Linked DNA regions of Mus musculus: regions 2, 3 and 4 are each linked to region 1. The links are chromatin loops, found by intact Hi-C in ENCODE. Cell type or tissue: left cerebral cortex. All regions are shown on one strand. Region 1 holds the start of Ppp3ca (protein phosphatase 3, catalytic subunit, alpha isoform). Region 2 holds the start of Bank1 (B cell scaffold protein with ankyrin repeats 1). Region 3 has its middle 110 kb from the start of Gm31243. Region 4 has its middle 58 kb from the start of Bank1.

Region 1 (8,000 bases):
CCACGTTGTCCCCTTCCTCACCCCACGAATCCCCCTGGCTTCTCCTAGCCAGCAACCCAGAGCCATCCCTGCCAGTTATACACATACAAATCACCCCTAGCAATAAAGACAACCAAATAGCCCGTAACCAAGGGGGTGCTAGGAGCTTGGGGGAAGGGAGCACGGTGAGCTTCCCACCCTAAAGGTGTGCACCAGCGGGGAACCCTTTAAGAGCAATGACAGGTCGGCGGCAGTCAGCCGTGGGTGGCAAGGGAGGTCGACAGAGGATCGCCACCGCTCGCGTCGCTCCAGGCCTGCGGGGAAATCCCGGGGCGGCAGCGGGGGCTCCGGTCGTCCCCCGCCTGGAGCTGCCCCCACGCGGCCCCGGTCCCCCCGCCCCCGCGGCGCGCGGCAGCCGGAGCTGGGCTCCCCCCACGCTCTCCCGCTCTCTCGCGAGTCCTGTGCAGGCCCTTCCCGCGGAGGGGGAGGGGGCGCCCAGGGAACTGCTGCAATGGAGCGCCTGGAGCAATGTGCCGGGGCGAGCCAGTCCGCGGCAAGCCATGGCCACATTAAAATGCCCTATTAATTTTTTAAAAGCCATAAATCACCTCCCCTCCCTCTACAAAGAGCAAACCATAAACCCGATCCCATGCAAGCCCGCGAGCAGCCACCCACTTCCTATTTCTGTCACAGCAGCTACACCCTGCCAGCAGTCACCCCCCCCCCCGGGCGCCCCCTCCCGCCACCGCCACCCCCGCCACCGCCTCCCAGCCACTCAGCCATTTGCCAACTGCTGCCCCCCGTCCACGAAAACAAACAAATAAATACATAAATAAAAATAAATGCCCCGATTAGGGCCGGGTGGGCGGTGTGGGGGCAGGGCGCGGCGAAGGAAGGGATCGCCTCTTGCAGGAGATCCTAGAAGGTCCCCGGCGCTAGCCGGAGAGGGACGACCGGGGCGGGGGAGGGGAGGACAGTCGCCTGCGGCACTCGGTGCACCCCGGGCCGACGCGGCGCTGCGCTTACCTTTCACCACCCTGTCGGTCGTCGACAACTTGGGATCAATCGCCTTGGGCTCGGACATCTCCAGCCACCGGGAGGGGGGGACAGCGACGCGCTGCTCGTCCCGTCCGACTGCACACCCCGACCGCACCGGCGGGCCAGACACTCAGCGCCGCCGCCGCCGCGCTGCAAACCGCTCGGCTGGAGCTCTGGGCTCTGGGCTGGCTCGAAAGTTACTGCCGGCTCCGCGCGTCCCTCCTCCGCCGCCGCCGCCTTCACTCCTCCTCCGCCGCCGCCAGCCCCGCCGCCTCGCTCCGGGCTGCGCGTGTGTGCTGGTTATTTATTTATTTTCTGAGCACGCCTCCCGGTTCTTCTTTTATTCTTGGGGACGGGGCGGGGGATGGGGAGGAGAAGCACACGCGAGCACCCACCCCGGCACCGACACCGGGCGCCGCGCAATGGAGCCCCCACGCGCGCACACGGTCGGGATTAAGACCGATCACATGGGGAGGGCCGGGGGCGAGGGAGGAGAGGCAGGGCCGCGGATGTCAGCGCCGCCAGCCGCGCCTCGGCTTCCCGGTGCTGGAGAGGCGGCTGCCGCTGCGGCCGCCGCTGCTTCCCCACGCCGATTGTCGCCGGGCGCCGCCGGGGCCGCGGCAGCCGTAGACGTCCCGCCGCCGCGCTCGTCCGCGATCCTCCTCTGCCTCGCGGCGCCGCTGCTTCTCCACGCACAGGCAACAGCCGCTGAGCTCGGTGGACACAGTCCGGGGCACAACCTCGCCTCCGCCGCCGCGCCGGCCGCCGCCACCACCGCGCCCGCCTCCGCCTCCTCCCCTTCCTCCTCACCGCCCCCGCCTCCAGCGCCCTGGCCACCTCCTCCTCGGGGTCCGCCTTAGGGCCCGCCCCACGTTGCACCTCGCAAGCTCATTGGCTGGAGAGCGCGTCCCTCATCGCTAAGGCGGTGGTCTGGGTGACCGCCCCGCCCCCTGCTCTGTTTTCTTCAGGGTGCCAGTCAGTCCCGTGGGCCTGCTGCCTCCACCGCCCTGTGACCGCTCAAGTGTCACTGGAGTGGGCAGGGAGGAGGGAGGCTGGACTGGGAGTAGGGGCCGGGAGGAGCTGGGCTGCTGCGTGCCCCCGCGCCTGCCCACTCCCGAAGTCCTGCACACACTCCCGGGTGGGTCTCGGCCGCTCCGAGTGTGTGAGTGGCCCGCAGTAGTGAGTTCGGAGACCGAGGAAGGAGGAGCGCCGGACGCTCCCGGCCGCGGCGCAGCTGCTGTCGCTGCCGCAGCTGTCCAGGGAGGATCGCCAAGGAAGGCGACGAGTAAACAGCTTACCTTGGGGAGGCAGCTCTGCCTGAGCTAGGTGGACGGGGATTACTGATGGTGGGGTGGTTAGGACGCGTGCACAACTTCACGGGAAGAAACGAAAGTGTGTTTGGGGCGCTGCGGGACGCGGTGGCTGGCTGGCTAGCTATCCAAGGTGGATGGGAACAGACTGGAGCCTATGCGACCCTGGCTGTGCTCAGTGACCCTGGATGCCCTAGGAGATAAGAGGAGTCAGAAAGACTCGGGAGAGGTCGCCTTTTCCCTGTTCACAGGAGCTAGCAGTCACTGGTGGCGATAGGTGACACTAAATTTCTTCCTGTTCCTTCCAGTCAGTCACTCAGTGATCAAGATGCATGTAGGGCCTTGGCTTGTTGCAGTTTCTCACAAGTCCCTCATAAGAAGGAAAATAAGGGACCGTGTATGAAATGCTCTTCAAAATATCTTCTGCCTCCTGAGTTCCAGGACAGCTAGAGCTATACCGAGAAACCCTGCCTCGAAAAAACAAACAAACAAACAAACAAAATATCTTCTGGGCACAGCCCTCCCCCTGGCCTACCACAACCCCAAGGACCAGCAAGGAAATTATGAAGAGAGCTGAATAAATTTCTCACCCTTGTCCTTCCTGTTTTATTTTCAAATTCCTTCAGTATCAGGGTTTTCGTATTTCCTGAATTGGACTGTAAGCTTAATAAAGGGCCTACAAAAAGGTGTGGGAAGCTGCTGGAGGCACACTCCATTAGTCCCAGCATCTGGGAGGCAGAGGCAGGAGGAGCTCTGTAAGTTCCAGGCCAGTCTGGTCTACAGACTGAGTCCCAGGACAGCCAGGACTGTCTTGGGAGGGGGCGGGGGGGGGAGTTTAGGAAGCTAGGAGATGGAGCCAGGAGAACTGATCTGGCCACAGGGATTAGATGAAACTCAAGTCCAAAAAAATACAAATTTAATAGCAAATTGGTGGCTCTGGGGCATGACAACTAGGTAGCCTCAAGGATTTTAGGACAGAGGATGTGAGAAGGCTAGCCTGCCAGTCAAAAGGAGAGATGGAGTGGATGGTCACATCCCATCCGCAAAGGGAGGCTGCCCTCGTGGCCAGATTTCTGCTGCTAAATTTGCCACCTCTAGGGTCCTTGCTTTCAATAAGATCTATATAGCCCAGTGGAATTTTCAGGGAACATGAAATTATCTACAAGAGGACTCTGTAATCTCCTCAGTTAGGGGTTGTTGCAAACAGCCTCCTGGGCTAGAGCAGAGCTAGTTGCCAAGGCAGATTTGGGAAGCTGGTCCCTGGCCAGATGGCTGGAAGAGAGGGAAGGACGCCAAGACCTGTGGGTGAGCAGGGCCTGCTTCAGGAAAGACCAGGAAACCTTATCTGGGGATCCTCACTTTGAAAGCCAAGACTCCCTCACCCCCACGCTGCTCACAGATGCAACTGTTATTTAGAGTAGCTCTCCCCTGGGCATAGGAAAGGCATCCTTGAGCTAGGATCAGGGGCTGAAATTATCAAACACATTGAAAAGTTTGATAATAGAAATAGGAACTAAAGGTAGACCTTTCAGAAACACCCTTCAGTCCATCCCAAGTCCACATAAGGTGTGTGTGGGGGGGGGGAGGGGGTGACAAATAGTAATCACTTTGCACAGCACATCTTTCTATCATCAAATACTTTTAGTGTGTGTGTGTGTGTGTGCGCGCGTGTGTTTCCCTAAGCACTGTAATGTAGATGCATATTAAGTAAAGTTGGATTCTTAAGTACTATACAGGACAATGCCAACCAAGGAATAGCTAGGTCCAGACACCCGGCCTAGTCAACCAGATAGCCAGTCATCCCTTCCAATGGCCAGCTCTCTGCTATAGCTGTCCCTTTCCTTTTCTCCTTAAATCCTGTTAGAGTTCCCAAACAGCTCTTGACTATATTCAAACTGACAAAGATTAGCTTACATTTGGAACTCACATTTTCACTGTGACAGGTTCAGTTTTCAGGAGCTGACTTTGGAAATGTCCTTTGCTTATGAAGAGAAAGTAAAGATTTTTTAAAAAGTCATAAAAGACAACATTTCATACACTACAAAAAATAATACACTTTTCCTTCCTTTGTTTAATTATCTCTAGGAAGCAGCTTTCCTGTTTGGAATTCCCTTTCACAGCCCAACCATAATGAGTCCATGCGATTAGTTCTTGGTATTGATAATCTGGGCCAAGCTGTCTGTGACATGCCAGCAGAGTGATGGAGCAATGATACGCACCCTTCCATCTGTAAGCTTCTTCAGCTGAATACAGAGCTTTCTAAGACCCTGCTATAGACAGAGTATCAAATAGCGACAAGTCTTATTATGACAACATCAAGAACTGTTGATCACCTCCTTAGAAAGACTGCATGAGGCTTTAAATAAAAAAAAAATAGTCATTTCTGTGTTAGTCGCTAAGATTTATCGATGTATCCATTAGGAAATTAATATACAGCCATTGCTTATTTTATTCCAAAGTAAACTGTGTACTAAGATACAGAAGTGCTACCTCAGTGTTATGTAAGAGACTAAAAACATTCACACCTGTCTTAATACATGAACATCTAATCTTCATTTCTGTAAACAAACAATTCATGTACCAGTTATGTTTTGAGCAACTGTGCAAAGTACTGGCTCATTTCTCAACAAATGTGAAGAATAAAGGATTCAGTCAGATAATTCCCTTTAGTCTTGATGCATAGGTCTTACAGATAAGTTATCCTTGCAAGGATCAATGTGTAAGGCGCTGCTCCCACAAAGAGTTATGTACTGGAAGATTGATGGAGTGTCTTAGTTAGGGTTTTACTGCTGTGCACAGACACCATGACCAAGGCAACTTTCAAATGGACAATATTTAATCGGGGCTGTCTTACAGGTTCAGAGATTCAGTCCATTGTCATCAAGGTGGGAACATGACGGCATCCAGGCAGGCATGTTACAGCTGGAGCTGAGAGTTCTATATCTTCATCTGAAGGCTTCTAGCAGAATACTGGCTTCCAGGCAGCTAGAATGAGGGTCTTAAAACCCACACCCACAGTAACACTTCCTCCAACAAGGCCACACCTACTCTAACAGGGCCATACCTTCTAATAGTGCCACTCACTGGGTCAAGCATACACAAACCATCACATGGAGGGGATGTTGGGGTGCAGATTTGGGGGTTTGTAATCCACAGTACTGAAGTGATTTGCACAATTTTCACATCATAGATAGTGAAAAACAACTTGTACTTTTTATGTGAACATTATGTGCTGGCACATAATTTTGTGGTTTTTGTCAACTTAATACAAGCTAGGGTGATATGAAAAGAAGGAAGCTTAATTGAGAAAGTGTCTCTAGAACTGGCCCATAGACGTATCTGTTGGGCATTTTCTTGAGTAGCGATTGATGGCGAAGGACCCAGTCCACTGTAGGTAGTACCACCATCTGCAGGTGATTCTGGGTGCTTAAGAAATCAGACTTAGCAAGTCATGGGAAGCAAACCAGTCAAAAGCACTCCTCCATGACATTTCCCTCAGTGCCTGCCACCAGGCTCCTGTTCGAATTTCTGCCTTGACTTCCCTCGGTGATTAAAGTAGTACCAGGAAGTAAAAGAAGAAATAAATCCTTTCCTTTGAAAGTTGGCTTCAGTCCTGTTGCTTTATCATGGGACTAGAAATCCTAAGACATCTGCTTTGTTAGTTCCAGAGGAAATAAGTAAGTAAGTAAGCAAGCAAATGGTAGATAAATAAATAAGAAAGGGAAGATGGAAAAGAGAAATGAATAAAGGAATTAAATATACTGTGTTCTGTATTCTATTCAGAGAAGAACATATTTTTCAAAATCTGGACATTTCCTTGGTTCATTGGAATAAACTCAACTTACATCTCTTGAATGTGTTTTTAAATTCAGTCACTCAGCATTTTCTTGAGTTTTCAAAATCAAAATGGGAGTATAGTTTCCTCTCACTGTGTGCCATTGTCTAGTTTGGGTAACAGGGCTTTATAGAATGAGTTGGGTAGTATTCTTTTCCTTTCTATTTGATGGAACAGTTTGAGGAATAACGGTGTTACTTTTTCCCTGAGTAGTTGGTAGAATTTTGGTTGTGAATCTATCTGGCTCAGGGCTTTTCTTTGTTAGGGTACTTAAAAATAATTAAAGGAAATAAAGCCAATGAATGCAAACTCCCTGTAACTTAGGAATCCCAGGCTGCCCTGAAGCTTACTATGTAGCACAGGACAACCTTGACCTTCTGATCCTCCTGTCTCTGTCACAAAAGCTGGGATTACAGGCATTTGTAACCATTCATCAACATACTCAGTTGTACACAATGCTGAGAGTCAAACTCTAGGCTTCATGCACAGTAGGCAAGCATTCTACCTACTGGGCTGAATCGCCATTGCTTTTTTTCAATGTCATTGTTTACTATGAGTTTAAGTTGTTTATTAACTCAAGTTGTTATTTTCTTGATCTAATTTAGCAAATTGTACATGCTTAGGAATATATCTCCTTCTGCTAGCTTTTCCGGTTATTTTTAACATAAATTATCAAAATATTTCTTAATGATTAGAAACTATTTTAATATTCTAAGTTTTATTTCTCTTATCAATTTAGGTCTTCTATCTTTCATTTGGTTATTTTGTCAGGAGTTATCAATATTGTTTATTTTTCCAAAAAAAGAAATCAAATCTTTTAGTGATTCTCTATATTATCTTTTTAGTGTTTATTATTAATTTCAACTCTGATCTTTATTATCTCTTGCCACTCATTACTTTGTGGTTTAGATTATTTTTATTTTTCTAAGATCTAGAAGTGCATCATGAGGTTATTTATCTAAGATTACTCTCATGTTTTAATTTAAGCACTCATAGTGGGAAAGTTTCCTTTCAGAATTCCCTGGATTGTATCCCAAAGGGTCCAGTGAGTTCTAATCTTTTCATTTCATTCTAGAAGCATCTAAGTTTCTTTCCTGATTTCTTCAGAGGCTCACTGATCTTTCAAGAATGCATTATCCACTCTCCAAGTATTTATGTAGTTTTGATTTCTGATTGTATTGCTTTATGACTAGAGCAAGAAATTATTTTGACTCTTTGTATTTGTTAAGACGTGATGTATGGCCTACAAAGTAGTTTATGATAGAGAAGGTTTCTTGAACTGCTGAGATATACCTCATTTGTTGTTTGGAAGATGCTGTGTTTATCTATTATGCCCACCCAATCTAAGGTATAATGAACCTCTTTATTTTTAGTGTGTGTGACCTAAAAAGATGAAAGTGGGATAATGAAGTCACTCACAAATATTTTATATGAATTATTCTTTTTATTATTATGTAGTGTTCTTCTTTACCTCTTCCTATTAATTTTGGCTTGAGATATACTTCATCAGATATCAAAAGAGCTGTACCTGATTGTTTTTGACTTTCATTCAGTTGATAGATTAACTTCTATCCTTTGTCTCTCCGCTTGTGGTTATCATTGTTAGTGAGATGTGTTTCTTGGAAACAACAGATAATTGTGTCTTAAAAAAAAAAATCAGTCCTCTTCGAAGGATACAGAAGAACTAACATACATATGAACTCACAGAGGGATTGCCAGCTTGCACAAAGCCGGCAAAGGCTCAAACCAGGTGCTCAGAAGGAGAAATGGAAGTGAGTTCCCTTCCTTAACCAAGAAATTATCTCCCATTGACAAACACTTGCAAAGAAAAAATTGGT
Region 2 (8,000 bases), 350 kb after region 1:
TGCCTCTGTCAAGTAGTTCCTTTTATAAAAGTCTACTTTCTGTCTTGCAGAAGGAAGGGTTAGCATAGCAGAGAAATACAGAACAGAATAAGAAAAGCTATAAGCTCTAGGTCACCTGAGCTTAAAGATAGCCTGGGAGAAAGGGAACCTAAGACAGCTCTCTCAAACTAAGTAAAAGCAAGCCTGAGCAATTTCACTTCCCCCAGCAAGGCCTAACCCTAGCCTTGCGGCCTGAGCCCCTGGGCTGCATTTCCGGCAACCTCGGGCCACAATCCCCAGAGTAGGAAGCAAGCTGCAGGGCCACAGACCATCGGAACTAAAGGTCTGCAGGGGAAGTTGCAGGCAGGGCTGGCCACTGCAGCTCCCAGGCTCCAACCTCCCGCAATGCTTCCTGTGGCTTCTGGCACTAGGGGTAGCACCCAGGATCTGTTCCAGGTTGGCCTAGCACCTCCAGGTGGGTGGTCTCATGTTTGTCAGGGCTTTGGGTGGAGGGTACATGATGACCCTGGAGTCCTTCTGAGACTAAGGGCCACCAGTAGACAGTTTGCCCTGGGAGCTACCAAGACCTGGGTGTCTTTAAACCTGGGGGTGGGGTGGGGGCTTCTCTACTTTTGAAAATCACTTTGCACCCAGCTTTAATGCTAGATCTCATCTGAAATGTATATACATGGAGCAAAATGCCTCGTTTGAAGCATCCTTGCCCATTCCCCTGCCCCGGATCAGTCTGTATAAAACCAACTCCCTGGAACCATGAGCTCCTAAATGAGAAAAAGGAACGGAGTCAACTTGGTTGACTATGTCAGATAGTTTACATTTTCAAATGACTGCTGAGGTGCTTGGTTTGAGTTCCTTTTGGTTTTATTTTTAAATGCATGTGAAGTTCCAGAATAAGCATTAAAAACTTAGCTTTGGTAAAGAGATTTCACCAGAATATTAACATGATTATAGGAGGTGTTCCTGGTGAGTTATACAGCAAGAAATTGTAGCCTGAAATTATTTTAATTTACTAATCAGAATTAAAATTCTCATAACATTTTTATTTTTATTGTATTTTATTAACTTTATTTTAGGTAGGATCTTTTGGCTTTAGTTGTTTTTAGGGTCTGATACACTTATTTTATTAGATATTTTCTTTATTTACATTTCCAATTCTATCCCGAAAGTTCCCTATACCCTCCCCCTGCCCTGCTCCCCTACCCACCCACTCCCATTTCTTGGCTCTGGCATTCCCCTGTACTGAGGCATATAAAGTTTGCAATACTAATGGGCCTCTCTTCCCAATGATGACCGACTAGGCCATCTTCTGCTACATATGCAGCTAGAGACATGAGCTCCGGGGTGTACTGGTTAGTACATATTGTTGTTCCACCTATAGGGTTGCAGACCCCTTTCAGCTCCTTTGGTGCATTCTCTAGTTTCTCCATTGGGGGCCCTGTGTTCCATCCTATAGATGACTGTGAGCATCCACTTCTGTATTTGCCATGCACTGGCATAGCCTCATACGAGACAGCTATATCAGGGTCCGTTCAGCAAAATCTTGCTGGCATACGCAATAGTGTCTGAGATACACTTTTAATAAATGTGAACGGTTGTTTTTTTTCCATTAAAATGGGGAATGTATCTATAACAATGGAAGATGGCCTGAGACCCTCTGGTACCAGTGATGTGGGAAAACTGTACCATTTTAAATTCCGGACCATGGCTTTTGTCACCACTGCATAGCTCAGGATCTGTGGCAAAGTAGCCTTTGCAAGCAAACAGGCAGAAACAACTCATCTTTTGGACCTTGAACAAGAGACCTCTTTTGTAATTTCTATTTAACAGCTGAGTTTAATAGAACATGTTGGAATATGCCTTTTGTGTCAATGAACCTTGTGTTAGTGTCTAGAGACAGTGGTTATTTTGAGCAACATGGGTAAGATGAGGAAACATTCATGTCTTGCTGAGTATTCTTGCTCCTCCGTGTCCTCTCTTTGGTCCTTCTCAATACAGTAATTAGCACTTGCTTCAGCTTCTTTCTTATGGACTGGAAAGTCATCCCCCTCCCCCACAAGATTTAACCCAAGCCCAATTCATTAATGCAAGTTGTCTTTTAAGTCAACAGATTCTCTTCTTATTAGTTAAATTTGTTATTCTACAGTTTTGTAAGTGTATGCAACACTTAGGGCCCAGTTTCATCCTCTGCCTCTCCCTGAACCCATCTTTTTCATGTCCCCCCCACCCCAAATCTCACTCTTGTGTTCATGTCTGCTTCTTTCATTTTGTGAACCTCAGAGATTAATCAGGTCCCATGTAACCATGAGTTTGAAGCTATCCTTGGTGGCTGGTCACTCAGTAGTAGGTAGCCAATTCAAGATGGTGACTCCCGTCTCTCAGGAAGAGGAAGGGCTCACAGGGCGTCCTAGTCTCTTGACTCTGTTTATGAAGTGGAGATTACGTGAGACATTTTTCTCAGCACAGGGTTGACTTTAGCTTAATGTGCTACATGGATGAGGGGGCTCAGTTAGGTCAACTGCATCCCTTCTGAGAAGAGAAAACTGCTGCATAGGAGCTACTTCCCACACAAGCGGTATCAGAAGGTCAGTAGCTCCGCAGCCACTATGTGTCTCCTCACTAGAGCTGTGTATCAAGCAGTATGAAGTAGTAAGCATGCTTTGACACCCATGAAGGCATTACTAGTAATGAACACATCCACACATCCTGCCATTGGAGTTAAAGTCACCATTATGTATCTGTTACCCCTTCAGTGGCAGATGGCAAATTTTAATAACCAGGGCTAGGGCAACAGTCTAATCAGTAGACAAAATGTGCAGTGAATAGGAATTGGGTTAAGAATATGTCTTTTGATTTATATTTAACTAGATATGGTTGAAAAATGTCAAAAGGGGATCTTGCCTCTGTTTCATCCTAAAACAAATGTTTCTTCTTATTATTATTTTTTAACTGCTAATGCCAGGTATGGTGGTGCAGTCTGAGTTTAAGGCCAGACAGGTCTACAGAAAGGTTTCAGGACAACTATGGCTGCACAAACAAACCCTATATTGAAAAACAAACCAAGATACAAAAAAATAAATAAATAAAAATAAAAACAACACAACAAACCAAAACCAAGCCAACCCAAACCAAAACAAAAGACCAAAAATCTACTACCTTCCTTTGGATCTATTCATTAAAGTTCAAATTATTTGTCCCATACCTTAAACAGTTTTCATTGGCATTATTGGTTTTGTGATCCATGTGAAAGCAGAAAACATTAAAGATTAGAATCAATGTGTGTTCTTACTCACAGTGTGCTCTGTTTGTAGCCACAACTTTTGTGGAGCACAGCTGCCCAAGTCTCTCCCTCTGCATTCAATGGATTCACAGCTCTTTCACAAACTCTAATCCAGGTTTATCCTACCCAGCAAACCCCTGGTCCCACCCTGGTACCAGGAAAAACTTGATTTCGTTAAAGTAAGGATTCCGATTAGGTCACGTGATCTGAGAATTAAAGAAGGAAGCCACTTTAGACAGTTTTCACTGAAGTGTGAAATAATTCAGTAATGTGTAATCACTAAGAGGTGAGGCCTAAGCGTCAGGATGACAGGGTGACCCTGGAATAGAAGAGGGACTTTTCTACTGCCCATACTTTAATGAGCACTGCCCACCTGGGATGCTTCCAGATGCAGACTGTCTCACACCCAACTTCTGATTTACCTTCACTGTGATCATGGGTAACCCATGTCAGTCCTTTATTAAAAAGCAAAATCCAGAGAAACAGCAATACATGCTTGGAAGTTGTTTTTGAGAAGTAAACGAGAACATGCAGGTGACATCCTCACTCAGGTGCCGTGGATGTCTATTTAATTCGTAGATAGTCATGTGATAGTGCTGTGTTTGCCTATTTAAAAGATATGTTCTTGCTGGGCATCAGGGTTCAGGCTGTTAGTACCATCCCACGGTAGGCTAAGGTAAGGGATAAGCCTGGGCTACATAAGAGATTCCAGGGCACCTAAGTTAATGATGAATCCCTGTCTCAAACAAATAGAGAAACAAAAAGTTTACATTGAGAAACTTTCTCCTGTGGATTGGTAGACAACTTCATGACTAAGCAACTTTCAAGATGGGAAATTTAGAAGGCATGACTTCCTGTGTGAGATACTGCCATGTCTGTGGGAAAATGCGTGGTTAGCACTTCTAGGAAAAGAAGCAGAGGTACCCAGAGTGAGAAGAACCAAGTGCAGATGTATTCAAAGAGTATGAAACTGGAGCAGTTTTCACAGAATTCAAACAAGGATTTAATAGGTCAAAAAGAGTGCACGATCCACTTTCCTTGCTCACGGTGCCAGTTGTGACCTAGTTTAGTTCATATATAATATAGGGGAAAGTTAAGTCTCAAATACTGTGGGATATTTTAAACTGTTTGAAGAGGAATAATCTGCTTTCTCAAGGTATTTACTGCTGGTTTAAAAGCACTTCCAATTTAATCCAGGAATTGGTAGCATAGGCCTTTTGATCCCAATGGGAGGAGGATAGAGGCAGACAGGTCAATCTGAATTCATGGCCAGCCTGATCAACTTAGTGAGATCCAGGACAGTTAGGATGACACAGTGAGACTCTGGTCTCAGTGGGTAAAGTCACTTGCTACCAAACATACTGACCTTAGTAGTATCTAGAATCCACATAGAACTGACTCCAACAGTTATCCTCCGTTCTCCATACACATGTGTCATGACACATACAACAGTGTACATATGCAGAGACACAGTATATGTCTAAAAAAATTAGAAAGTAAAAAAAGTCATTGTGGCCAAACAAAAATTGTAAATGTTGCATATGCTGAAGGTTTACTTGGTTGTGACCTAATCCTCTGAGTTGCATTTGTTATTTTATTACCTTGTTTTTAGGTTTTCAAGTGTCTTACAATGATTTTGGAAACAGCTATGAAATAAGAATAGAGAGAGAACATATTGTTTAGGTATCCTTGTTGAGACACAAGTTGTTATTTGACATTATATGTATTTAACTTCTTTTTTTTATTAATTAGGTATTTTCTTCATTTACATTTCAAATGCTACCCCGTAAGTCTCCCAACCCCTTCCCACCCCCCACTGCCACTTCTTGGCCCTGGTGTTCCCCTGTACTGAGGCATATACAATTTACAAGACCAATGGGCCTCTCTTCCCACTGATAGCCGACTAGGCCATCTTCTGATACATATGCAGCTAGAGACACGAGCTCCAGGGTTACTGGTTAGTTCATATTGTTGTCCCACCTATAGGGTTGCAGACCCCTTTAGCGCCTTGGATACTTTCTCTAGCTCCTCCATTGGGGGCCCTGTGATCCATCCAATAGCTGACTGTAAGCCTCAACTTATGTGTTTGCTAGGCCCCGGCATAGCCTCACATGAGACAGCTATATCAGGGTCCTTTCAGCAACATCTTGCTAGTGTGTGCAATGGTGTCAGCATTTGGGGGCTGATTATAGGATGGATCCCCAGGTATGGCAGTCTCTAGATGGTCCATCATTTTATCTCAGCTCCAATCTTTGTCTCTGTAACTCCTTCCATGGGTGTTTTGTTCCTAATTCTAAGAAGGAGCAAAGTGTCTGCACTTTGGTCTTCATTCTTCTCGAGTTTCATGTGTTTTGCAAATTGTATCATGTATCTTGGGTATTCTAAGTTTCTGGGATAATATCCACTTATCAGTGAGTATATATCATGTGAGTTCTTTTGTGATTGGGTTACCTCACGCAGGCTGATGCCCCCCAGGTCCATCAATTTGCCTAGGAATTTCATAAATTCATTCTTTTTAATAACTGAGTAGTACTCCATTGTGTAAATGTACCACATTTTCTGTATCCATTCCTCTGTTGAGGGGCATCTGGGTTATTTCCAGCTTCTGGCTATTATAAATAAGGCTGCTATGAACATAGTGGAGCATGTGTCGTTCTTACGGATTGGAACATCTTCTGGATATATGCCCAGGAGAGGTATTGTGGGATCCTCAGGTTGTACTATGTCCAATTTTCTGAGGAACTGCCAGACTGATTTCTAGAGTGGTTGTAGAAGCTTGCAATTCCACCAAAAATGGACTAGTGTTACTCTTTTTCCACATCCTCCCCAGAATCTGCTATCACCTGAATTTTTGATCTTAGCCATTCTGGCTGGTGTGAGGTGGAATCTCAGGGTTATTTTGATTTGCATTTCCCTGATGATTAAGGATGCTGAACATTTTTTCAGGTGCTTCTCAGACATTCAGTATTCCTCAGCTGAGAATTCTTTGTTTAGCTCTGAGCCCCATTTTTAATGGGGTTATTTGATTTTCTGGAGTCCACCTTCTTGAGTTCTTTATATATATTGGATATTAGTCCCCTATCTGATTTAGGATAGGAAAAGATCCTTTCCCAATCTGTTGGTGGCCTTTTTTCTTATTGATGGTGTCTTTTGCCTTACAGAAGCTTTGCAATTTTATGAGGTCACATTTGTTGATTCTAGATCTTACTGCACAAGCCATTGCTGTTCTATTCAGGAATTTTTCCCCTGTGCCAATATCTTCGAGGCTTTTCCCCACTTTCTCCTCTATAAGTTTCAATGTCTCTGGTTTTATGTGGAGTTCCTTGATCCACTTAGATTTGACTTTAGTACAAGGAGATAGGAATGGATCACTTAGCATTCTTCTACATGATATCTATCAGTTGTGCCAGCACCATTTGTTGAAAATGTTGTCTTTTTCCACTGGATGGTTTTAGCTCCCTTGTCAAAGATCAAGTGACCATAGGTGTGTGGGTTTATTTCTGGGTCTTCAATTCTATTCCATTGGTCTACTTGTCTGTCTCTATACCAGTACCATGTAGTTTTTATCACTATTGCTCTGTAGTACCGCTTTAGGTCAGGCATGGTGATTCCATCAGAGGTGCTTTTATCCGTAAGGAGAGTTTTTGCTATACTAGGTTTTTTGTTATTCCAGATGAATTTTCAGATTGCCCTTTCTAATTCATTGAAGAATTGAGTTGGAATTTTGATGGGGATTACATTGAATCTGTAGATTGCTTTTAGCAAGATAGCCATTTTTACTATATTGATCCTGCCAATCCATGAGCATGGATCGAGATCTTTCTATCTTCTGAGATCTTTAATTTCTTTCTTCAGAGACTTGAAGTTTTTATCACACAGATCTTTCACTTCCTTAGTTAGAATCACGCCAAGGTATTTTATATTATTTGTGACTATTGAGAAGGGTGTTGTTTCCCTAATTTCTCTCTCAGCCTATTTATCCTTTGTGTAGAGAAAGGCCACTGACTTGTTTGAGTTAATTTTATATCCAGCTACTTCACGAAAGCTGTTTATCAGGTTTAGGAGTTCTCTGGTGGGATTTTTAGGGTCATTTATACATACTATCATATCATCTGCAAAAAGTGATATTTTGACTTCTTTATTTCAATTTGTAACCTCTTGATCTCCTTTTGTTGTCTACTTTCTATGGCTAGGACTTCAATACAATGTTGAATAGGTAGAAAGAAAGTGGACAGTCTTGTCTAGTCCCTGATTTTAGTGGGATTGCTTCCAGCTTCTCACCATTTACTTTGATGCTGGCTACTGGTTTGCTGTAGATTGCTTTTATCATGTTTAGGTATGGGCCTTGAATTCTTGATCTGTCCAAGTCTTTTATCATGAATGGGTGTTGGATTTTGTCAAATGCTTTCTCCACATCTAAGGAGATGATTATGTGGTTTTTGTCTTTGAGTTTGTTTATATAATGGATTATGTTGATGGATTTCCGTATATTGAACCAACCCTGCATCCCTGGGATGAAACCTACTTGGTCAGGATGGATGATTGTTTTGATGTGTTCTTGGATTCTGTTAAGGAGAACTTTATTGAGGATTTTTGCTTCGATATTCAGAAGGGAAATTGGTCTGAGGTTCTATTTGTTGGGTCTTTTTGTGGTTTAGGTATCAGAGTAATTGTGGCTTCATAGAATGAATTGGGTAGAGTACCTTCTGCTTCTATTTTGTGGAAT
Region 3 (8,000 bases), 660 kb after region 1:
GGAAACCCACATGAAACTCTAGTTCCAGGAGATTCTACATATTAGTCTGGCTACCGCAGGCCCTTGCACTTAGATGGTATACACACTCCTATGCACACACACACACACACACACACACACACACACACACCAATAATTGTCTTTAAAACCTTTTCCTTGTTTCACCTACCAGCAACCTAAATCATTTCACAATCTTCTCCAATCCAAATTCATTTCCTTTCTTGACAAACAGAAACATTCTTAGTCTACCACCCAGATAGAGCCCTGTCTGAGTTAGCTTTTAACTGTCTACTTAATTCAGCCTAGAGTCCTCTGAGAGGGCACTCCAGTGAAGGAATTTCTCACATCCAAGTGACTACACAGTATTGCTTTAGACCAGTGAAACTCACCTCACAGAGAAGAAAGTGCAGTAACGAGCTCATACTCATGGGATCCATTGTTCTTACTATGTCTCACACTATCCCCAGGCAGCTGGCTTGATGGAATAGTGGAACAACCTTTTAAAGACACATTGGATGTGCCATCTGGGTAGCAATAGCCTGAAAGGCTGTGTTCGAGTTCCTCAGAGGGCGTCATATGCTCTGAAGCAGTGTCCAGTATAGAATAGTTTCTCCTATACCCAGGATTCATGGTGTGATTGAAGGAGTAGACTATAATGATTGTTTGTTTTTTGTTTTTTGTTTTTTTTTTTTTTAATGTCAGCTTGCCACAACTTAGACTTCCACAAGCAAACAACTTTATGTGAGGAACTGACTATATGAGGTTGGCCTTTTGGGTTTATCTGTGGGCAACAGTCTTGGTTGTTAGGAGGACTCAGTCCAGCCCACTGTGTGTGGTCCTTAACTATATAAGCAAGCTAGCTAAGCATGGGCCTGTGAGTGAGCTAGCAGGCAGTGCTTCTCCATGGTTTCTGCTGCTCATCTTTGGCTTGAGTTCCCTGCTTAGGTATGCTTTGTGGAATAGTCAATAGGCCTTCCTTGAAGTGTTACTGTTTGGCTTCTTGTCATGACTTTCCTCAAAGTGATAATAATCTGTAAACTTAAATGAACTCATTCCTCCCCTAAGTTGTCCTTGGTCACAGTGTTGTTCAATCACAGAAACAGAAAAGGAAACTAGATCAATACTCACTGGAGCCTTTCCTTCTGAGACATGGGGCCTTTGTCAGCACGGTATGCTACATTGCTGCAATGGCTCATGTACATTTACTGTTTATCAGCAAGTTGTCTGGTAATATTTTGGAGAGCTCAACAAAGGATTGGACATTGCTTATCTCGTGAAAATTTTTCCAAGAAAAAAGAAAAGTGGGAAAGTTAGGGAGGTACCTAAAGTACACACCTTTAATCCAAGTCCTCAGGAGGCGGGGGCAGGAGGAGCTTTGAGCAACAGTAAGTTATAGGCAAGGCACAGGACTACCTAGTGAAACTCATTTCAAGAAAAAAAAAAAAAAAACGTTGGAGACCTGTCTGCTCATTGAAGTGTTCACTCTTGATTCTATAACCAAGGAAAAATCTGCTTGGAAAAAAAAAGAAATATCAACCCAAACAATTACTGAAAGTGATACATAATTGCTAAACAAAATATTACCTATGAATATCCACACTTAAGAAAAGGAAACACTGTGATCAAATTGCCAACTACATGATAATTATATGTAAATGTAATTTAAAACCGTTAGTACAGTCATTCCATGTCCAAAACAAAAAACTTGCATAAATAGCTTAATTGATCTGACAATTGTTATGGAAAGAAAAAATCAGTCATGCAGAAGGAGGAGGGCTGGGATGCAGCCGTGATGAAGGACTGTCTGGTATGGTTCATGACCTGGTTTTGATTCCAAGCTCCAGACAAAAAGCAAAAACTAGCAAATAATAAGGAAGACCTATGGCCTGGGAATTGGACTTGATTAGGGCTGTTCAGGAAAATCACATGAACTTTGTGATTATAATCCACATAAAAAGTATGATCCTCACTGTTCGACACTCGGGCTGGAGGCACTGTGAAGCCAAACTCATTGCTTACCACTCATAAACTCCAGTGACTCGAGGGGAAACTTGTTCTTGTTCTAGGGAGGGAAAGATTGATTTAGAAAGCTAACAAACTAGAAAAGAGGAGGCTGTAGCTGAACAGAGACCCGCCACATCTGAGTGCCACATGCCCAGGGCTTACATTTTAGCGATGGGGGCGCGTATCAGATAGACATGTGCCAGTGTGGTTACAGATCTAATAGAGACACCAGTTTTGAGTGGTTTGCTTTTCTGGTGCATGTGCTGTCATCCTCTGTGGGCCACCAAATAATACAGGTCCTATAAATCTAAAGAAAAGCAAACAATAAGGAGCCCCATGACTCCTTTCATTTCAGATCTTGTCCCCGGGAATTATGAGTCTTTAGAATACACAAATGGTCATCTTTGGGGAGAATAGGAGATGATAGCAGTATGTTTCTAGTCTCAGTCAGAGGCCAAAAGAAATTTTTAAAACAGAAAAGAAATTAAAATAAGATTTCAAAAGCACCTTCCCCCAAAGGCCAGGAGGAGGCAGGACTCCCCGATAAAGCACTTTGACCCTGTTAGGCAGCCTCAGGAATAGTCACTATCTATTTTGAAGCAGTGAGAGACCAGCTGGGTGACTTCCAAAATGGATTAGTTTTTAAAGTCACCTAAAACCAAGTGGAACTGCAAGGGGTATTTCGGGTGTTCCCTCTGCAGTAATATTACAATTGGGTAAGAAATGATGCTGTCGTTACTGGAAGATACCACCCATCATCTTTAACAAAGACCAAACAACCCACATTACTAGATGTTGTAAAGAATGATCAATAAAGTTATTAGGTAAATAGTTAGCTCTTAAAAAGAATATTTCTTGATGCCACCAATAACAACAACAACGAAAATGATTTGAAAAGTCTTTCAAATAGAATTCTTCTAGGTTTACCAGAAATCTATAACCAAAGTTTTATGAAGAAAATCAAATGCTTCAACTAAGAAATAGTTTCTTAATTTGGTAAAAGGGGGCAATAGATGAAATAGTAGTATAAGATGCAGTATTGTCCAAATTTTCCTTCAAAGACATTGCAGGTGGAATTAAAACTCCAGCAGAATGTTTTGTAATTAATTAATTAATTAATAAGAATAGCATTGATTCTGAAATGAAATGGGAAGAATAAAGATCTGCAGACCCATGGTGAGCTAAAACAATTTTGATTTTATAACTTGCCTATGGTTGAGGGTTTTTTAACATATAATTACGTTAATCTTGAGCTTCAAAAAAATATTTTTAAGCAAGCACAAAGGAGAGATATGTAAGGCTTTCAGATCATGGGGTTTGTAAATCAGGCTTGAACTTACTTACCTGCTTTGTGATTCATAAAACAGAAGGCTGGAGAAGAAAACCTTGTTTCTCCTTTCATTAAGTATAAGGTTGTCTGACCCTATTGCTTCTTTCTGCTCTCCAAAGTGCAATCTCTGAGAGTGACACACAATTGAAAATACTTTGCAATTCAAATATGTGAAATAAATACAGGGGAAAGGAAAAAATACAGTTTCTAGGAAATGTGGAGATGATGTTGTGGGTAAAGTGACTCTTGTACAAGCACTGGAATCTGAATTCCAAATCTGAGCACACTATAAAAAGCTGGGCGGCCTCCTGCAATCCCAGGACTTGGGCCATAAAAATGGGCTTCCTAAGGCTCTCTGGCAAGACAGTTTAGCGCAAAGGTTCTTACCTGTGGGTTGAGCCTCCTGTGGGTTACTATACCTTTGGGGATCAAATGTTAGGGTTTCCTAACACAATCAAAAAACACAGAGATTTACATTATGATTCATATCAATAGCAAAATTACAGTTATAAAGTAGCAATGAAACTAGTTTTAAGGTTGGCGGACACCACAACACAAGGAACTGTGTAGGGGAAAGAAAGGTTGAGAACCACTGGTTTAGCTGAATCAGCAAGTCCCGGGGTCAGTGAGAAACCCTACCTCAAAGCATGAGTGGAGTGTGATTTAGGAAGCTATCTAACAGCGACTTCTGCTCTCCATATATACTCACATGCACATACATACACACACTCACATGTGCATGCAAAAGTATAACCTCCAAAGAGACAACAACTTAAAAAAATAAAACATGCAAACAGATTTGCTGATTTGGGGTGATATATGCCAGAAACATGGTAACCCATACATTAATCTGTGCCTCTTGGGATCTGATGTTTTTCTTTTCAATAGAGACAACACACTACTACAGGAAAATTAAATAAGCTTAGGAACACACTGGAAAGCTTCAGCCCTGATAACTTGCTAACACATCCACAGCAAGTTTTTTTTTTCCCTCTCCTTTAATTTTCCCCATCCATAAAATAAGAATAACAATTTTTGCCTTCCTGACACAGCCTTTTAGGAGATTGATGAAGAATTTGCAACATAAATGCTTAAAGCAGAGACAAATGGTAGTCGGAACAAAAATCTGGCAGAATTCCCAGTGCTCTCTGAGGATAAACGCATTGCATACAGAAACGCTATCATCTGTGCTGTGAAGAATACCACCACATGGGAAAAGATGCTTAAGCTGTTCTGCTCCACCCACCTCTCCCGCCCCTCCCACCGCCGCCATCTAGGTCACTGGGAGGCTTGAACAGCTCCACCTGTCATCACTAGCTGATAACGCTTCAAGCTGCAACTTTTCCTGGCTTGCAGGTTTTCCCGAAGAAAAAAAAGCAAGTATTCCCCCTAAAAATAGGAACGATATGGAAACAAATGGATTCTCTTCTGCTGAAAAGTGAACGCTGGAAGGAGAGAAATGCACGGTGCTTATTGGAGTAGCCACCAGGCATCGTGGAAACTAAACAACATTTCCAGCTTGATCTTGTTTAATGGTTTCCTTCACAGCCCGTGCTTCGAGAGGTCTCTGGGGTCTGTGTATGATTAGAAAGTGAGGGCAGAGTGCTTGGAAAGTCCAGGAAGGCAGGGCTGAGACCTCACATCACCACCGACGCTGATTCTGACATTCCATCAACATTAACATTAGGCATGCAGTGTTCTCAGATCAGTTGTTCCGTTTGTACTTTCATGCTAAGGTAGTAACCCTGAGGAGTGCATGCCTTGCAGAGAATAGAGCAAGCAAGAAGTACAGAGAACAATGGAAAATAAAGGCTTTAACCAAGGAGGGAGTGTCAACATCTCCGAGGGCAAGTCTAGTCATTGGAGGGTTAGGGGCTGTGGCAATCTATACATTTCAGAAGGAAAAACTTGTTATGGGGCTGGAATGCTGCTCTTCCATGCTGTGGAGCATGTGCTAGGCCAGCCTTAGCAGTGCTGGTAAGGCATGTCTATCACGACAGCGCTCACTGCTCTGCCCCAGTCCTGGCCCTGGCTCTGGCCTTGGCCCCAGAACACAGATCCAGCCCCAGCCCCAGCCCCAGCCCCAGCCCCAGCCCCAGCCCCAGCCCCAGCCCCAGCCCCAGCCCCAGCCCCAGTTCCAGTTCCAGTCCCCTGTGCCCCTGTCTCCACTCTGTCCTCACTCCTACTTTCACCCGGAACTGCCCTTCTCACTGTTTCCAGATCCTTCTGTTTTCCTGCTCATTACTCTTCTAGCAACTTAAACAGTAGGTTCTGGAAAGTGTTTCCTTGTTTACCCTCTGAACAGGGCTGCAGCGCAAATTCAGCATCTCTTTGTGGGGGGCTTGTCATTCTTGTCATTCTGTGTGACCTTTTCAGACAGTCTCTCTGCCAGATGACTTGCATACTCTAAGAGCCAGAGCTGTTCTTCCTAATGTATTCCCCGGCACCTCCTCCATGGTAAGTGCCCCAGAGCTAACTGCTGATCACCGAATGCTCCCTCGGTATACAATATTGCAGTTTGTGTTTGAGTCCTCACTTGATTCAAGACATTGCTCTTCTCTGTAAAATATGGCACAAATATGTTCTACACTCGTGGTGGGTATCACTGGAAAATAGATATGCAATATATATTGCTTATTCATGGCGACCAATACAGTATATGGAAAATTATAGTTGTGTCAATAGTAATATTGTTAGAGATAGCTAAAATTCTCATGTCAATATATTTATCTGTTTTAAAAGAAGTATTCATATAAATCCTAAATTGATAAGGTCATCATAAATATATTGACCTGATTAAAATTGCTCTCAAATGAATTTCATTCATTAGGTTTGGTATTTCATCATAGAACTCCATACTCTGGTTTCACTCAGCTGCAACAAACTAAACGGTGTCCTGTTTAAATTAAAAAAAAAAAAACTATGTGATATATAGAGTTAATGTAGGGGATCAGAAAAAATTAGAATCATCGGTTGGGAGGAGAAACAAAATAATAACAAACAACACTTTTTTTTTTCTGGGATATTGAGTTGCTTTGTCGATGGCCCACAGTAGCAGAAATCACCAAAATGCTTTTCAAAATTTAAAGAGACCATCTTTTATGTCATGATAAAAGTGGCACTTTCTTAGCTACTGAGTACCAGTTTCCTCCAAGACTGAAATTGCATTCTGCAGGTAAGCTCTTCAAGCAGGAAGGTAAACAACTCAAAACAGTGTTAGGAAGTCCCTGAAACTGACCAGATTCACCAGGCCCCTCCTCCCTGCCAGAGTAAACAATAGAAGCTGAGAAGCCAAGAAGCAAAAAGTCTAGGAGATCAGATCTCCGACCAGGAGAAACAGAAAGCACCTGAGCTGCCTAGAAGAAGATGAAAGCAGAGTTTTTGGGAAGGGACAGTCTCCAACCTGCTGAGCACCCTGCAAGCCGTTCCGTGGGCTCCATTTGCCCAGGTTGTATTAGCTGTCCCTTTGGTAGGGTGGGTCTTGGTAATGCAGCTGTCACTGAGTCTGCTTCTAGAAGTGAATACTCACCCATACTCTGCTAAGTAACCTCAATTAAACCATCAGCTCACCAAGTTGTACATTGGTGGTATCTGGACTCTGGTATATTCGAGAGAGCGGGGGCTGGGAGGGGAGAGAGGAAGAGAAAGAGAGGGAGGGAGGGAGGCACCTCCTCAGGAAAAGTCTTGTCATACGACTTCCTAGAATTTAAATTTAGAAATGATGGAAGTGTGTAACAAAGACAGCAATTCGAAAGGACAGCCTCAAGCAAGGTCATTGTGGCAGTCTCAGGCACTTTCTGCAAGCTATAGCAATTATCACCTGACTTTGAATCTTCTCCTCCACTGATGTTCAAGAGAAATATTCTTTTCAAGAATAAGTTTTCTGAAAAGTTGCTTAAAATGTATAACTGGCCTTGTAGTTGGCAATTACTTTGGGAAATTTTGTTTAATTTTAATCTTGTATCTGTTCTCTTATTGTTGTGTTTTTGTTCAGTAAAAGGGCCCACTCCTTTGCCTTTTGTAAGCTTTGTAAGCTTTATTAAATATTAATATTATTAAATATTAAATAAATAAATATTATTAAATATTAAATAAATAAATATTATTAAATAAAGCTTTGTAAGCTTTATTAACCATAAAGCCTGAAAGTGTACCAAGTCTGTAAGCATATCTTACATAATTATTAACAGTGCTGATCCTGCTTAGTGGCAGCAACAGAAACACAATTCTTCCTAATACTCATTTTTTTAAATATTTTTTCTACTATAGTGTTTCGTAGCTCTTGTCCCAAAGAATATAGTATAAACTATAAATATATACAATAATTGTCTTCTCATTTATATAGATGTTCTACACAAAAGAGATTATGTTGCCTTGGCCTGTGAGCTCCACAAAGTCAAATACTGGTTAGCTTTTTATTGCCATAATAAAATCCTTGAGAAAGGAAACAACTTAAAAGGAGAAAGCTCGTAGTTTCTATGGTATCTGTCTGTCTTTAATGGTTCCCTTGCTTCTGGGCCATAGTGGGGAAGAAGGTCCTGGCAGGGATTCTGTGGTGGAGAGCAGCTGTGTGTTTCGTAGTCCCTAGGAAGTGGCCAGATATGGAATATATTCTTCCAAGATATGCCATCCGGTGACTCACTTACTGCCACTAGGCCACACAGCC
Region 4 (8,000 bases), 280 kb after region 1:
CAGCATTGTTAACAGCCTGTATGCTTTGGCTCGAAAAAGTTTATGAGCTGTTATTAGTCAAGAACTCCAAAAGAGGTAGCCAATTCCTGGTACTAGGCTGTTCATAACCTGTGGTCAATAGTAGGGTCTTGTTGCCCTATAATAGAGTAATTCCATTTTAAAATTGTGTGTGTGTGTGTGTGTGCGCATGTATGTGATGTTAATAATGCCCTCTGCATTAATTTCTTGTTATTTTTATCCTCCTATCTCCCAATTTATTTACTGTTTTCTGCCCCATAATTCTTTACCCTTGTATACCAATGCATCCCATCTCGCCTCTCTTGAAACTTCCCTCCTTCCATAGCCCCTCATTAATTTCCCTGAACTGATACCCATACAACCAAAAGTACATTTTGTATCATAGCACAAATTTAACTAGGTTTTGTTCTTGTTGATTTTTAGTGAACACACAAAACTATGTGGTTGGGAAGAGAGGGGGATCTGGGAGCAGTTAGGAGATAGATGTAATATGTTCAAAATATGTCATAGGAAATTCTCAAGAAATTAATTAAACAAAAAAGAAGTGTTCTCTTATAGGAACAAAATTCAAGAGATTCTTGGAAAGGAAACAGTATTAATAATATTTGGAGAAATATTTTAATCATCTACAGGGTATAGGATCTCAAGAAATTTATGGTGTATAAACCTTTCTGTAATGATGCAATTGTAAAAGAAAACACCAGGGGCTTAAGAGGTGGCTCAGCATAAAAGAGTGCTGGGTTCTTTTCTCAGGGCCCTGAGTTCAGTTTCCAACACCTATGATGAGTGACTCAGAACTGCCTGTAACTCATGATCCAGTTAGTTCACTGTCCATCTTCTGGCCTTCATCTTCTGGCCTCCATCTTCTGTGCTCCATAGGCATCCACACTCAAATGCCTATATACAGACATACATAAATTAAATATTTACAAGAAGATGTCAAGACTGTCTTCAACACTGATCATTTGGGGTGTATTCATTAATTAGGCCACTTAACAGAAATGTCTTCATTAGCAGTGTCTGGTGGAAAACTAAATTAAATCACTGAATACTGGAGTTAGTGGAGGCTAATCTCAGAAATATGATGACTGTTAGTTAGACAGTGGGAGGTGATATTTATAAAAGAAGTAATATGCTGCCACACAGAAAAGTAGAGGGTATTTCTTTACAGAGGACTCAAGACACTGATATGAGCAGGTATTTTAAAACAACAAGAATTTACATAGGGTAACTGGTTAATAAAGGTTAGCATATCCAGAGAGGTGAGTAATGCAAAACATCTGTTGAATAGTGAGATTCATTTTATTTTACATGAGGGTCATAAAGAGTGGGAAAAATCCAAATAAGGCAAGCAAATATTTATGGGGTTCAGATTGTGAAGAACTTAAATGTCAGACAATGAATCTCAGGAGGATAAGAAAATAACGCAGAGCCCTGGAGAGGGGCGTGTCTGATCTCAATGTTGCTTTACCATTTTACTACTTAAGATTAGATCAAATAAACAAACAAAAACAAGCAAACAAAAAGCTAGTACACAATAAAAAAAAACCTAGTATTTCTGAGCAGCAATCCAATTCTAAATTGGTAAATTTAGGCAAATAGGAAAGTGGAGACAGTTGAACTAGAGGTGAAAATGTCCAATACCCCCCACTCCAGAGCACACAGAACTTTCTGTGGAAACTTTTGCATGTATAGCTTAGACCATCTCATTCCTGAAACAGTCTTGAAGGTACAGTAGGATTTATTTGTTGGCAAGTGTAACCTTCTCGATCACCTCTAATGTTCCCACTTTCCTATTTCTTTAGAGTATAGGACCTGGTTGACTTCTTCACAGTGGCTTCTCTGAATCACAGAGACAAACTCCTAACTAAGTTTTGAGTCTATGGAATATTCTTCCTTGCAGGCTACATTTTCTTTTCTGATATTCATACCTAGCTGTATTCCCTTGGAAAAAAAAAGCTAAATAATTCACTTCCTCTGTATTTCAACTTTGTTAAAACATCTATAAAATATAACCTGTTATTCAACTCACAGTTTGCTCAATTTTTAACCACACTGTGCATTTAGGGACTTCAATCTTCTCTTATATCTCTGATCATTTTATCCTTGACCTTGTTACTGGCACTACCTGCTTACCTGTGGTGTGCAGTGTAGAAAGCACTCGCGAAACTGAAAAGCTTTTGAACCATTGTTGCCAAGGCAATTACTTTTATTCTATCTTGTTTTTAGTTAAAATGTATAGTCCACTATGAAATGTGTTTTTGATATTTTATTATTCTTTGAAAATTCAACAATATAGACAGTGCATCTTGATCCATATCCACCCCTTATTATCCATCTCAAATTCACCCCCACAAACAACTGCCACTTCTTCCTACCAACCTCATGTCTTCTCTTTACAATTATTTGTTTGCTTGCTTGTTTAACACACGGAGTCTAGCTACTGCTCGCCATAGGCACATGGGTATGAGGTCATCCACTAGGACATGAGTAACCTACCAGTAGGCACCTTCCCCAAATCAATGACTGTCTCACTCCATTGGCCATCAACTGTCAGTAGCTTGTCAGCTAGGGATGAGATTTGGGAGTCCCTTCCCTAGTCATACTGGATCTCTAATCTAGCTTTACATGTGAGTTACCATGTATAACAGGCTGGGTATACACAGAGAATAGCATTTCCTCATATGCCTCATCATCCCCCTCTCACTGGCCCTTATTCTGCAACTTTCACTGAGTCTTGGAGGTGGGTATTTGATGTCCTGTTTGTAGTGAGTACTCCTAGTTATTTCCCATCAGTATTTTGTACAGTAATGAGTCTCTGCTTTAACTATTACCCACAATGATAAGGAGCTTCTCTTACCAAGGTTGGGAGGAGCATAGATTTCTATATATATTCAGAAATATTTAGACCATTAAAAAAAAGTACCAAATGTTTTCTTCTAGGGCCTATGAGTTCCCTAGTTCTGGATTTTGACCCTTGCTTATAGGACCAGGCATGAATTCCTATTTATAAGCTAGTTAAAAATATAGTTTAAATGGGGAGTTTGAGTATATGTACTGCATACTAGTGTACAGTGTTGTTCCCAAAAGACATGTTATTAAATGAAAATATCAGGGAGCAGCATGGATTATGTCCCGGTGAGTTATTGATCAGGGAGGCCCCAGCTGTACCCCAAACTAGACAGACCATTTCCATTGTGTTTGGTTGCCTCCCATAACTATATGAAAAGAATATATTGCTGAATATGCCACATGATTTGCTGATAGAACTCAGAGAAAACTACCTGAAACTGTCCAGGGACCTTTCTGCTAGCTAGCTTTCATAGTACTAAAAGGTACTGTGAGGATGTCTCCATGTATGTGGGAGAGAGGGACATCTATGGTATTGTCTAACACAGAAACTGTCATGTTATAACCCCATCCTTCCAGGAAATATGTTCCTATTGGTAACTTAAATAATTATAGTTTATAAAATAGTAGTGGTTAGAAAGATACTCTATGATAGCCCATGTTAATTTCTGAATTATTGAATTTTTTAAAAATCTTTAACCTTACCGACAGCATTGAACTTTTTCTTTATGATCTTGTCAAAGTATGCTGTGTAAGGATAACTCATTCTTTGTCATAAAAAAAATCTCAAAAACTCATATTTGCTATTGCTCAATCTTAGAAAGTTTTATGCAAAACTATTGTGCATCGATATCTTTGCATATTTACCTTTATTTAATTCGCTTGTCCGTTTAAAACCTTTTATGCTTGGTTTGGAATCAGTTCATCGAACTGATCAAACGGTATCAGTAGTTCCGTCAAATCCATAGGCTAACACTTGAGAAATCAAAGATAAATTAACCATCCGAAGAGGATAAATAGCTGTTGATGCGGTGTCTTAAAGGAAGGTGTTCAGAGCATCTTCCTATCTTTAGCCACTAGCTAGCTTTTTAGTATATCTGTTTCAAATCGCCAGAGGCAGTCAGATTAAAAGCAAATAAGATGAACCTTCTTTCGTTATCATCACTGAGCTGGAATAGCTAGCTATTCACGGACAGGTGGCTTCTCCGGAGGGCAAGTATGGCTCCCCCGTTCTCATCATACTTCCCACCTGGGAAGGGTTATTCCTGTTAACAGGTGCGCGTGCAGCACCTGGGAGAGTATATTTTTGCTCTTATCATCTATTTTGTTTTTCTACAGATGATTATTTCAGTAAACCAGCAGGTCCTTGCTCAAGCTGTGAATGAGCTGCTCTGGTCCATTTCGTTTCTGCTTTGACTCACATGTGATGCACCCTCCCACCTTCTGAATACACTCTCTTGGCTGCCACCCCACCCGCCCCACTAAATCGAGACAGCTACAGTTTTCTTGTCAGGTGTTCGCAACACCCAATCAAAGCTCCCCAGAGAATTCACCCAAATTTAACCTCCATCTCACAGGCTGCTTCCTTAGGACTGTACCATGGATTCTATAGCAACATTAACATGACAGTGAGATGAAAAGATGGTTTATCTTTCCTTTTAAAAGATAGACAGTATAAATATTTGTCTCTCCCTACCCTCCCTCCTTGAAGAACTAAATGTGTAATTACGGTGTGAGAGAATGCAGCCCTGATTTGCATTTGCTCTGATTTCTTAAGCTGCACTGAGGTGAGTAATGTTCTGTTCCTGCTCCTGATGTAAGGACCACTTGCTAAGCAATCACCAGCCTCAGATGTAATTGTTTATTGACCATGACCTGTGAGCTGATACAACCACAGAAATGCATGCCAGTGTCTGGCAAAAAGTGCCTTTGTTGTTTTTAACATTTTTTAAAAATGTCCTCTTCATAAGGATTATATGCTGATTGTACAAAGCACCGGGTCTCATTATGCCTTTTATAATATACTTCAATATACTTTTATAATATACTGGTCTGAAGATGTTTTAATCGTCCTTGCCTTCATTTTCTGATATGCCCCACCCCTGCATTCTAGTATTTCATCTTTATGTAACATACATTCAGAAGGATTTGGTTTTGGCACTGTACTGAGCACCAACAAGAAAAATTAAATAAAAAAAGATAATTTGGTCTGCATCCTTATAAAGCTGATGATGACATGGGAAGTGGAAACATGACAAGTTTTTACAGTGTGCTCTAGAGAGAGACACAAGGGAAACTGGAAGGTTGTGCTTTCTGACGTGAAAGGAGTAATGGACCACGAGTTAGAGGTATCCGGGCAAAGGTGGAAGGGAGAGCAGAATGAAGATGATACTAATGAGAGGGCCAAATGCTGGGAGAGCAAATGCGAGAGCAGAAGGAGATAAAGAAGCTCTTCCTAGGACCAGGGTTTGGACAATGAGTGCAGAAGCTGGGGCTTCCACACTGTGTTTTTGATAATCAGATTTGAGGCCGTCTCACCGTGAGAGAATGGCAACACTGGGATATGAATTGTCATGTGTAATATGCACTGTAGGTGGAAATGTGAGAAAAGGAAGCTCTGAAAGAAAAAAATATATTTTATCTACAGTTGATATAGAAATGTTCAGAATAACCATTCATGTATTGCTTCTGATTTTAACAGAATGTGTACCTTAAAAATCATAGAAATAGGAAAAAATATTTCATGATCCAATTTCTCATTTTATAGACAGAAACAAATCTGAGGCTCTATGTTTATCAGTGTCATTTTCCAGATTGACCTGTGGCAAATCAATCTCCAATGAAGTACAACCTCATCCTGCTTGTAATGACCAACACATCAATGCGTCCTGGTGAAGGCATGGAGGACAAGAACTTTTATAGACTCTTGGGGGAAATACAAATCAGCACAACCACATAGATTATTTAAAAAAAAAAAAGGCAAAACCAAACCCAAGAGAGATCTACCACATGGTCCAGGTATCCTGGTTATGGGTATATTTACAAAGAAAATGAAACCAGCATGCAGAGACAAGCAGATGAGACAAAACAAAACAAAAAGGAGGATACTCATACGGCATATATTATGGTAGCAGTCGTGGCGGATGAGAGTTGGAATTACCCTAGTAGCAATAAACTAATGGATGAAGACGTGCCCGTGTGCACTACGGCATGTTATTCAGACACGAAGGAGAAGCAAATCCTGTTATTCGCTAGCTGCAGAAAAATCAATGGAACAGAAGGACATTGTGTGAGGGAAAACAAGCAAATGCACACATATATACACATATACACATGTGTTCACACACACAAGCATGCCGTGCTCTGTTGCAGATATGGAAGCAAAACACAAACAGCCATTTTTAAAAAAAATAGTGATTGCCAGAAATTAGAAATGAAAGGGCAGGCAGGAGTAGAGAAATGCAGACTATCTGATTAGTTCCCAGAACATGCCTGGATAGACATGCCATTCTCAGTCCCATGAGTGTGCACATTTTATACAGTTTTTTAAACCTTATTTTGCTGATAGTGTCAATGCAATTATGATTACAATTATAAGCTTGACTTTGCCTTTATGTTTAAGAAGTGGGATATACTCACTCACCTGCCCTCATCATCTCTTCCTTTGATTCACCTGAAGTGTTCAGGACTTTTGCTATAGACATGATCACTATGGAAGTGATCTTCTCTGGTGGTATTCTCCTACTTGGATGTATGAATTTGAAAAGCTGAAGAATAGTATACTAAGTTGTCAATTTAGCTATAGCTTCTCTGAGGTCAGAATGGATAGTGCAGTACAGCGTAGAGAACACACACATAATCCAATTGCAAGATCAGTCGGTTGGGGGAGGGCGTTTGGATGAAGCATTACTGTTGGCTGATGTACTACAGTGTACTTCAAATAGGACTCACTCTAATTGAGAATAAGATTAACCATTTATTGAAATATTAAGCACAGCACTGTAGAAAGAGTAAACGGGAGTAAAGAGAAATCTCAAGAGAGACCATAAACGGATATTAGCCCAGCTGGCCGTGCAGTTTAATCCTTCCCCTTGCAGTCCCCAGATGCAAGTGGTTTTAAGGGAACTCCTAATCTTCTCTGCACCTGTTCTTGGAAGCCTGTGTGAGGTAGAGAGCTCACAGTGGAGCTGCCATCCGAACAGGCTCACGAACACAACTCTCCTGCTACAATTCATCCAACTAATTCGGAAGTTTGATCTTCATTTCCTCTATTTCTGGAGTTTGTTATCCTGAGACACGTGGTGTCAGGATAGAATGGTCTATGCCAGGAACTGCTGTGTTTCCTGTCAGTGTTTACTGGAAATCAAGAAAGAGAGCACCTGAATCCTGCTGGATTAGCTATAACTCATGTGGAGTCCCAGAGTTGAAGCTCCTGCAGCCAAGATGATAGATAACAACAATAAGACCAGAGCTCACGTAGAACATTCCATTAAATGACGGGTCTTTAACCTGAACTAATTTAATTTGCCAAAACGCAAGCATGTACGACATGGCTCCTTCTTTTTGCTTTGATATAGACACTTTTAACAGGACACTAAATTCCTTCAAATCAGCTTGTGTCTCTTCTAAGCTGATATTTCCTGTTCCAACTGCTAAGAGAAGATGGCCTAGAAAGAGAAAATGTGTAGAAAGAGAGAAGCTCTAAGAAGTGTATGTATAGAAACTGGGACAGAGCCACAAAGACTTATCTCAAGCCTTATCTCCTTTCTCGGAGCTGGAACTCTCACAGAGATGAGAATTCAAGAAGACAGAAACTAACGCTTGTTCTCACACAGCCTGACTCACATCTGTAACTCCTAGCCATGACGGTATACAGCCAGACGCCCCTTCATCACTCTGCTTTGAAGATTATTAGAATTCAGGCCAGGGTTAGCCATCTAAGAAGTAATGCTTATCAAATCACACTTCAACATTCTTGCATCATAAGCTAGGTCTGCTTCAAGTCTCTAGCACTGGCTAGCATCTGGTGTGGGGGCCCAGGGAGCAATCTTCCCCACCTACATAGTTCTGAAATTAGAATCACAGGTTCCCAGTATGTCGTGAGTTGGAAAGAACCCTAGATGATAGTTTGA

What was found. Hi-C counts contacts between places; a loop is a spot of excess contacts. Peaks named below come from ENCODE experiments on the same cell type or tissue, not always from the same donor. Only the 100,000 strongest peaks of a DNase experiment are listed, where the experiment ranks them.
Region 2: a loop joins it to region 1, with 4 times the contacts of the local background. A loop is called at or near these places in 4 of 42 quality-filtered maps.
Region 3: a loop joins it to region 1, with 4 times the contacts of the local background. A loop is called at or near these places in 2 of 42 quality-filtered maps.
Region 4: it touches region 1 in a loop (6-fold over the local background); 2 of 42 quality-filtered maps call a loop at or near these places.

The regions. Positions count from the first base shown.
Region 1 is chr3:136,663,907-136,671,906 of GRCm38, reverse strand. It overlaps Ppp3ca (protein phosphatase 3, catalytic subunit, alpha isoform), which reads right to left and starts at 1,841. Exons shown (of 14, transcript NM_008913.5): 1 at 1,006-1,841. The coding sequence starts at 1,063. In left cerebral cortex, no CTCF peak of the experiment used is centred here; DNase peaks (open chromatin) are centred at 1,392, 1,912, 2,481, 3,611 and 1 more place; H3K4me3 peaks cover 3,046 bases; H3K27ac peaks cover 3,659 bases.
Region 2 is chr3:136,318,324-136,326,323 of GRCm38, reverse strand. It overlaps Bank1 (B cell scaffold protein with ankyrin repeats 1), which reads left to right and starts at 258. Exons shown (of 17, transcript NM_001033350.3): 1 at 258-454. The coding sequence starts at 385. In left cerebral cortex, no CTCF peak of the experiment used is centred here; DNase peaks (open chromatin) are centred at 262 and 4,171; H3K27ac peaks cover 573 bases.
Region 3 is chr3:136,004,599-136,012,598 of GRCm38, reverse strand. No RefSeq gene overlaps it. Among named protein-coding and RNA genes, the nearest start is that of Gm31243, 110 kb to the right of the region's middle. In left cerebral cortex, CTCF peaks have their summits at 4,454 and 4,654; a DNase peak (open chromatin) is centred at 4,523; H3K4me3 peaks cover 361 bases; H3K27ac peaks cover 1,399 bases.
Region 4 is chr3:136,379,831-136,387,830 of GRCm38, reverse strand. No RefSeq gene overlaps it. Among named protein-coding and RNA genes, the nearest start is that of Bank1, 58 kb to the right of the region's middle. In left cerebral cortex, no CTCF peak of the experiment used is centred here; DNase peaks (open chromatin) are centred at 4,328, 7,260 and 7,851; H3K27ac peaks cover 2,407 bases.